Linked DNA regions of Homo sapiens: region 2 is linked to region 1. The links are chromatin contacts, found by Hi-C or POLR2A ChIA-PET in ENCODE. All regions are on one chromosome and are shown on one strand. Each heading gives the region's core, a stretch centred on a gene start or an enhancer-like site at or near the end of the contact. The rest is flanking DNA. Distances are from core to core; before and after follow the strand shown.

Region 1 (4,583 bases), core at 281-2,780:
GGTTAAGCTTCACACACTTACCCCTCAGTGAGTTTGCTTTCAGTCCAACCCCTTTCAACAACAATCACATTTGAGGAGCAGTACAAAGCAGTTGAGAAAACTGGGAATTAAGAGGAAAGATCCCAGGAGGTGGGAGGAGGAAGCATGGAAGGAGCCCGATGCAGCCAGGAGGAGGAGTGCCCACCAGCTATGCACCTGGGCTGCTGGCATCCACCAACCCTGCTGGGGCTGACAGACAGACAGTCCCGGCCACTCTGTGAAGATGTACAGGCCATGTCTGCACTGCAATGGCTCCACGTGGAAAGGACAACACGTTTACTGCAATGGCATCATGCCATCATCTAGTCCATCAACTGATTACCATAACTCAAGATGGCATGGAAAGTCTGACACAGTCCATCTGAAAAGGGCATACATAGCTCTTTTGAAAAGGAGGGCTTTCCATGAAAAATAAAATTTAATAAAAATGAAACGATTTGCTCTCATAATCGTGGTCAATTTGGGGTCAACAGTTTCAAATGTCCAGCTACACATTCAGGGACCACAATCCTATAAATTCTAAAGCCAAACTTGGGGAGGTGTGATAACTCTGTTTCCTTCTTTAAGAGCAAGTAGGAAAACCTAAAGACAAACCCATAAGGAGCACATCGCACCAGCTCAAAGCGGAAATGTGCTCAGATGCAGCATTGGTCTCCATCTCAACTCCAAAGGCTGAAGCCCAGCCAGACCCCCAAATGTGAGAGGGGGCGCACTCACCCTGCAGTGAATGACGACCACATGCTGGAGGTTGCTGTTCAGCCAGGACTCCTGCGCCTTGCATATGGTACACATCTTATCCAGGGGCGGTGCGTGGAGCTCTGGCCAGCCCACATCCATGATCTGCAACAAGAAAGGGGAGCTTCCTCGGTTTCCATTTCCTAAAACCTTCTGAGGCCATCTCACAATGACTTCTTTCATCATCAGTACATTTCATTTGGGAGTAAAGAACATGCTGGGTGACCCTTTCCTAAAACTCAGTGAGCATGAGGATCAACTTCCTTCACTGGGAAGAAAAAATAAAGCATTATACTGCCCATGTGATGCCTCTTCTTCCAGGGGCTCATCTGCTCTTCTGCAGCTGGGGTGACAATTCTAGAAAGGTCTTTGAGTTGCTGATGGTGCAGGTTGTGTGGACGGGGCTGCAGTCCAGTGAGATCACAAACAGGAGTCCTAGGCCCAAGCTGCTGCCAAAATCTCCCCACTCGGGTTAAAATCCCAGTTTGGAGAGTGCAGCCAGCCATCTCCCACACCGTGCGGACAACACCTCAGAGACAATCTCCTGGAAAGGCAGCACTTAAGGAGGAAGCACCTTCAAAACTCTAATTAAGTTTGGTGCTTGGACAAAGAAAATCACCACCATGTGCTAAAGACACAGTGACTCGGTGCAGAACTGCAGCTCTGAGCGTCCTGAGGCACACACAAGTCCACAGTGGCCCACAGTGGCCACACGGGGGTGTTGCTTTTCCTTTGATTTCCTTTTGTCAGTAGGACGAGGACAAGGAGCTCTATCTTATGATGAAAGTCGTAGAAATAGTGTAAGACTGTTGGAAATTTCAGAAAGTTGCCAGGAAGTAGGAAAAGTCACTACCCCTGCCACCACTCAAAGATAACCACTGCAATGTTTTCATGAATCCCTTAGTCTCTTTTCTGTATACATTTAGCATAATTGAGATACTATTATACATAAATTCTATACTCTACTATTGTTAACTAGTATTAAAATAGGCAACTTATCATGTTTCTGCTTTGTTACTCTAATGGCTGCAAAATATTTCAACATATAGAATATACATACATATATGTACCACAACTTATGTTGACTCAGTCTTAAAATTATCCCAAACTTTGCTGTTGAAAATGATCATGAAGGGTGAGGGGCAAGGGGAATGAGAGCATTAGGACAAATACTTAATGCATGAGGGGCCTAAAACCTAGATGACAGGTTGATAGGTGCAGCAAATCACCATGGCATATGTGTATCTATGTAACAAACCTGCACGTTCTGCACCTGTATCCCAGAACTTAAAGTAAAATTTGAAAAAATTTTAAAAATTTTTTAAAAAATGAAAATTATCATGAAAGGAGTGGATTAGTATGACCATAAAGAGATACTAGCAGAAGAGAGCCCCATGCTGATGGAAATGTTTTGTCTCTTGTTTGTGGTGGCTTAACAAATCTATACACATGATGCAGTTTAGATTTATTCTATACATATATTTGTTATAGATTTGTTCCATGCATATATATATGCAGTATATATGAAAGATCCCAGGAGGCGGGAGGAGGAAGCATCATGTGTATAGATTTGTTCTATACATATATATTAGTATTTATCATCTATACACACGATGCCGAGAAACACACATGTACGCAAAACCAGGGAAATGTGAGTGAGGTCCGTGGACTATACCAATGCCAACTTCCTGACCTAGATATTTCACTATTAGTGTTGTAAGATTCTCCCACTGGAAAGACTGGGTGAGAAGTACAGGAGATCTCTGTATTATTTTCACAACTTCCTACGAATCTCTAACTATTTCAAACTGAAAAAAAAGTAATTAAAATAATTGATATGAACAATTCCTAATACTCCTTATCAAGTCACATTCCACAAAGACTAGTAGCAAATTATTTTTGCACAAAATAAGCATTGTTTACATTTTACAAAATGCAGAATATAAAGGGATGAACTCTGTACCTTTGGGTTAAGCTTCGTAAGGTCATATCTCTTTTCTGAAAGGTTTAATACCTATAAAAGAGAGGAAAAATTGCCTTGCATAAAATAGATTTTAATATTTTAAAAATTAATACTTTAATTTTTATTTAATTTTAATTAATACTAATTTTTTAAAAAAATATCTAAAATCTTCACACTCACAAATCAGGGGGAAAAAAAGCTTTTAGACAAATCCTTGACATCAGAGATGAAAGCAGAAAACACATTGCATTTTTACATGATGTTTCCCTTCCAGGTACCGAGGATCAGAAAAGATTGAAAAATACAGACTTGTGTGGTCACAGAATAAAAAACAAATAAAATAAATAAGATAAGGATGGCATACAGAACCCTTACACATAAAGTCTATATTCTACTTCTTCAACTAGTATTAAACCAGGCGATTTACTGTGTTACTATTTTTTTTTAATTCTCATGGCTACAAAATATCCCAACATATAGGATACACACACACACACACACACACACACACACACACACACACGTATAAAATATATAATATAAAATATATATACACATATATATAAAATAAATATCACGGTCTTGCTCCTGACAACACAAACTGACCCGATAGAGAGGTGGTACATGGTGGGGAAGGCTGTCCCTCCTCTATGGCCTGGTGGCCCCAGGCCTGGAAAGGGCTGAGTTCATGCCCGGCCAAAAGCCATGGCCTAAGTTCACTGAAAAATCACAGCCATTTGTGGAACCTTGCTAAATACTCAAGTAGTTCAAAATGAAAATAATAATAATAATAATAATAATAATAATAATGTTCCAGCAGCAAGGAGCCTTAAAAATTAACTAAACGTCCCTCTCACTTCAGAGTCAGAGATGTGAGGAAAGTGGAGGGTGGGGGCTTGTCCTGGTCACCCAGCAAGCCCTGTTTATGACAAGGGGGGGCGCTGCTTTGTGACCCACAGTTCATTTCTAACCCTGCACAAGAAAAAGATCCCTGCCATAGCCATTTTGCAGGGAGAGCTCTGGCCCTGACAAGGCCCCACAGACAGGTGCTGGCCAGGGCTCCAGGCCCTCTGCATGGTCTCTTTGGGGAAGGGGGACTGGGGAAGAGGGGAAGGATGGCCAGAGAGGAGACTCAGGATGCGCTGACCAGCCTGGGAGTGGCTTCCAAAGGAAGGAGCCATGGTCCTGCAGAGCACACCGCCTCAGTGATGAAGGAGGAAGCCCTGAGGAGGAGAGGGCCCCTGGTGAGAGGCACCACCATCAAATGGGGCTTGGCCACCACTTCCTGTCCACTGCCAGGTCACAGACAAGACGGGCTTCAAGACCAGAAAGAGGCAGGAGCCTGAGTGAATCAAGGATCGGGGAGGGGTCAGGACCCAGGTAGCACCTGGGCCAGGGCTGCTCTGGCATCAGACGGAGGCCACATCCTACTCTGCCACTTGGGTCCACCTCTCCCAGCCACTGGTGCCCCAGTCATTGGAGCAGACCAGCAAGGAAGACAATGAACACCTTGTAGGTTTGCAGGGCAGATTAGCTTTACCACAGATAAGGAGGCCTCCTTACTAGAGATAACAAGGCAGGTAGAGAGAGGGTGCCAGGGAGCTGTCATTCAATCCCATTAGTGACTGTTGACAGCAGAAGGAAGTCAGCCTCCACCTGGGCTACCAACCATGGGAACAGAAAACAAGGGGCCAATCAGAGGGTGAGAGATGGTGAGAGGCTGTTCTGTATTATTCCTCAGATGTGGCTCCACCATCAACTCGACAAGTGTGTTTTGAAAATCAAGCTGTCTCCTTGTCTCCAGGGCAGCCCCTGGTTTCTTGGGTGCCCACCTAATTTGTCTTCC
Region 2 (4,531 bases), core at 1,117-3,616, 530 kb after region 1:
CCTTCAGGCGATCTCCATGCACATCGAGGTTCTCAGAAGCACCTTTAAGGACCCTGCACTGCCACACAGCTCCCACTATGCTCAGCCCTAGAAATATGACATCGTCCATGTCAAAGTTCCTTAAAATGCAGCACAGGTACCTCACCCCAAAACTCCCCATGATCTGGCCTAGTCTAGCTTCTCCATCTCTACCCTCAGAGCTGCTTCTCTGGCGATATCTCCTTCTGTGCCCATCACTCCAACTGTGTGACACCTTCCCCAATTCCCAAACACCCATTGCCCCTCCCATGGTCTCTTCTGATTCTCTTCATGTCTCTCATTCAAAAGGGCTGGTCCTTGACATTGCCACCTAGAATCTTCTGTTCCTTCTCTACAGCACACTGCAGATCTGAAGGGGATGAGGTGCAGTGTTGGCTCAACCTCCCTCTCAGCTCAGCCTGGGAGCTATGCTACAAAACGTGGAACTTCAAATCCAGGATGCAGTCGCTTTTAGGTTGCTGTGATTTCAGTAGTAAGGTGACAAAAATGCCTTGAAAAGCTCTTGGCAGGTAATGCCTTTCTCATGTGTGGTCAGTAGATGAAGAGTGCTGGAGCAGGTGTGTGACCTCACAAGATGGGGCCCAGCCAGAATCAAGAGGCAACTGTTAACAACCAGCAGCCAAGGGACAGATATGGGGCAGCGAATGCAGGCCAGCATAGCCACAGAAAGGAAACAAGACATCACAAGGGAAAACTTAAATCCAAGCCAAACCGTGTCTGGCACTCTGAGCAGGTCAAATTAGATGACCATGGAGAAGGTGGGATGATCTGCACCCATTCTCCCGATGGCATCTCCAGGTGTGCTGGCCAACTGAGGCAGCACACAACCCACCTACCAACCAGTGTGGCTGCAGGTTTCAGGCCCTAACAGAGTGCCCAGGGGTTGTTTCTCTGCTGCCACCTTAGGTACTTCTGAATCTAGGAAAATTTAAAAAACCCCACTGTTCTAGGAAGTTAAAGTCCACATAATTGAGCTTTTTTTTTTTTTTTTGGATTTATGAGACTATATGCAATCTGTTAGACTAGAGTTGACTGCAGTATTTAGAATATGAAAGAATATGAAAAACAAAACAGAGAAGCACACTCACTGCATAAGGCCTTTGTGGGATTTACTTGTTGTCCAGCAAGAAACTGTAGGAGCTTCCTAATATCTATGTGCACTTCAGCCATGTGTTCCACGTTTCTGTCCTCATGGGTGCTTTCAGAGGCTAAAATGATAGGAATGCATTTAAATACAACATCTTCCCACGTAACAGGAAACCTGGAGATACTCAATGCATTTTACTTAAATAAATGATTCACTTTAGCACTGATTTTAGCATCCTGAAGAAATATTGCAACTTGTAAATGTTGTCATTCATTAAGCATTAGGTCCTAACTATTTAAAATACTATGATAATTTCCAAGGCATCTTTATTTACAGGGGACTTGAAATATAACTCAATCTCCCTCTTCAGGTCAAAGAAAATTTTATTTATTTGTACTTACTATGTATTTTAAGAGTGAAAATATATACATTAACTAATACAAGGCCTGTCATTCTGGAGTGGAATTAAAAAAAAAAAGAAAACATCCTTTCTACCTCTGAGAAAGTACCAAAGATAAGTCCCACCTTATGTTTATTAAAAGAAACAAAATGAGTGACATCAGAATGAATCGCTTTACACAATATTATCAAAGGCATAACCGTATGGATTTCACTCTGCTGGAGCAGGATGCTCTTAACTAGAAAGTAAAAATTCCTTCCAACTCTATGCTAAAATCTGTGTTTATATTCAAGCAGACTCGTAGTAACTTAAATGTGACTAGGGCCGATTTTATTGGTTCTGGCACACTTATGTATCATAAAATGATTTTCTCATCATCCCCAGGTGTTTCTCCCCTGGTCCTTTACCTGCTTTCCTGCTCAGGCAGCCCCTGCTACTGTGCAGCTGCCACTTTCCAGCCATGATTCTAACCCCCTCTTGGCTTATAACTCACCAAACTGTCCAACCGTCCCCTCTCTCCCCACTTGCTGAACTGACTCTATCGTCCCTTATTACCTTGTATGAGATAAGAAATGTGATCAAGTGAAACAGTTTTGCATCTGCTACACTAATTTCATACATATGGAAGTAACTGAAGGAGGAGAATATAAGAACAAATGTATCTACCTTTCTGAATCCATGCCAGGTGAGAAATAGAAATCTTTAGGAGTAGGACAGGAATTGAATAGCTGGAAGGGATCTTGGAGGTTATGTAACTTGATCCGAATTCTACAGAGGATGGAGACCCTGCACAGATCTGTCAGCTACTTGGTGGCACAGCTTCTCCCCCTGGTGGCTAACTGCCCCACTACACCACAGGGATACATAGTCCAGTCTCAATTCCTTTGTTCTTCACCCAAGCATGAAACAAAGTCAACTGAATTTCAACCTTTTTACATGAAGAGACCTCAACAGGTAGGTTATCTGAAACAATTAACTTATCCAAAGCAAAATATAACCCACTAGAAAACTTACCTAATGGAGGATTTCCAAGATCTTTAAAATGAGTTGTAACACATACTAATTCAGTTTCTATTTTCAAATTCAATTCTCCATCTAGGTTTGCTTCAATAACCTGCAAATTGAGTATTTTACATAGTCTTAGAAAAGGAAGCCAAAAGGAAAAAAACTCCATGGGCAACAGCTTTCACACAACCAGATGACAAAGTACCCTACAAAACCTCAAAACACCTCAGAGCACACTGAGACCCCCGTGCTATCAGGGAAAGTGAGAAGATAAGGCCCAAGAGCCAAGAACTCAGAAATCTCCCAAAAATCTCAAAGGGGAAGTCCCCCTGCCTGCCTCCCGGAATGAAGAACTCAGTGAAGATGTGAAAACAGGTGGAACTCCGAGAGGACTTGCCAGGAGACTACAGCAGCACAAGGGCAGGGCTCTAGGGAGGGCTGGGTGGAGCTGATGAGAACTCCCTCACAGCAGGAGAGAGTCCTGCACTGAGAAGGAACCACGGGAAGTAAGAGCCTCAACTAAGCAGAATGGGCACCTTGGGCAAAAAAAAGGGAATGAAACTTTAAATGAAGGAAAAAGAGGGACAGATCTCAGAAAGTCCTGGGGATGTGGTGAGGATGCATGTTTTAATATTTTGTGGTTACAAAGAATAGAGAATTCTAGAGTCATTAAATTAGAAAACTATTTTGGTCCACTTTCACTCCTACAATGAAACTTCCTCCTAAAAGAACCAGAAAAACCAGCCGGGCGCGGTGGCTCTCGCTTGTAATCCCAGCACTTTGGGAGGCCGAGGCGGGCGGATCACGAGGTCAGGAGATCAAGACCATCCTGGCTAACACGGTGAAACCCCGTCTCTACTAAAAATACAAAAAATTAGCCGGGCGTGGTGGCGGGCGCCTGTAGTCCCAGCTACTCGGGAGGCTGAGGCAGGAGAATGGCATGAACCCGGGAGGCGGAACTTGCAGTGAGCCGAGATTGCGCCACTGCACTCCAGCCTGGGTGAAAGAGCGAGACTCTGTCTCAAAAAAAAAAAAAAAAAAAAAAGAGAAATGAACAATAATAGACGCTATGACACAACAACATAAATCAGAATTAGGGAAGCTCAGACATGAGATGACCAGAGAGCACGCACATAAAACACAGCTGACAGCACAGGAAGTAATTAGAAACATAAGGAAAAATTTCAGAAACAGAAACTAGTTTAGAAGGAAGACTAGAGCAAATAGGCACCACAGAGAGAATAGTAAGAGAAACTGGGATGGAAAGGAGAAAGATAAAATTTACCAAACAGAAACAAAGAGTTAAAAGGATCTGACAGAAAATAATAAAGACAGTGGAGAAGATCCAAGCCCTCTGAGTCCCAGAAGAAAAACAAAGCACTGGAAAAGAAATGCTATCAACTACAGCTCAAAACTTTCCTGAAGTGAATGAAGAGTTCGGCCCACATATTGAAAGGACACACCACACACCTGGGAAAACTGACCCCGGATGGTCAAGACAATTGGATTGAAAGAAAAATGGGAAAAATCCCCAGGGTATTTAGTCCCCACTTTCAAATGAATAAATCCAAGCTGTGAAACAAAATCAGAATGGAGTCATTCTTTTTGATAGCAATAATATACACCAGCAGACAATGCAGTGCAGTGAGCCAAACTGACATTATAAACACATGATAACCAATGAAATCCTATTCCTGTGAGTCCTTCTTGAGTGATATGCTAGAGAATAGGCTTTTAATAACCAAAAAAATCATTGGAGAAGTTACAGCATAAACAGTGTGAGCCTTATTTTGACCTTTAGAACCAAAACTAAACAACAGGAATGAAGAGGACAGAATAACGTGTAGTAATAAAATTTTATGCTCTGATGATGTAGACATAATATAACCATTACAAAACAGGAAGGGGGAAAATGAGAAGAATGTGGAAATCAGTGTCTTATTTTTATAAAATATAAATCAACCATTTGTCATAAACACACATTTAATATGACTATAAGG

Evidence for each region. A loop is a pair of places that touch in the nucleus more often than their neighbours do. ChIA-PET counts read pairs that join two places held with the same protein, here RNA polymerase II (POLR2A). Pooled maps may share reads with other maps.
Region 2: a pooled map shows a loop between it and region 1 (6-fold over the local background). The contact joins two enhancer-like sites. A Hi-C loop is called at or near these places in 1 of 37 single-sample maps with no recorded cell type and 4 of 50 pooled maps. POLR2A ChIA-PET finds 5 or more read pairs at or near these places in 2 of 52 experiments (Panc1 and activated B cell).

What each region holds. Positions count from the first base shown.
Region 1 is chr7:47,434,526-47,439,108 of GRCh38, forward strand. TNS3 (tensin 3) reads right to left here. Exons shown (of 31, transcript NM_022748.12): 7 at 2,738-2,788; 8 at 757-879. Among named protein-coding and RNA genes, the nearest start is that of SNORD151, 28 kb to the right of the region's middle. Within about 2 kb of position 1,531, at least 3 of the 41 ENCODE cell types and tissues checked have a DNase peak (open chromatin) inside an H3K27ac peak, as active enhancers do; they include Panc1, where a contact is called at or near this core.
Region 2 is chr7:47,966,679-47,971,209 of GRCh38, forward strand. HUS1 (HUS1 checkpoint clamp component) reads right to left here. Exons shown (of 8, transcript NM_004507.4): 6 at 2,541-2,640; 7 at 1,128-1,247. Among named protein-coding and RNA genes, the nearest start is that of HUS1, 11 kb to the right of the region's middle. RefSeq lists a silencer at 2,214-2,508. Within about 2 kb of position 2,367, at least 8 of the 41 ENCODE cell types and tissues checked have a DNase peak (open chromatin) inside an H3K27ac peak, as active enhancers do; they include Panc1, where a contact is called at or near this core.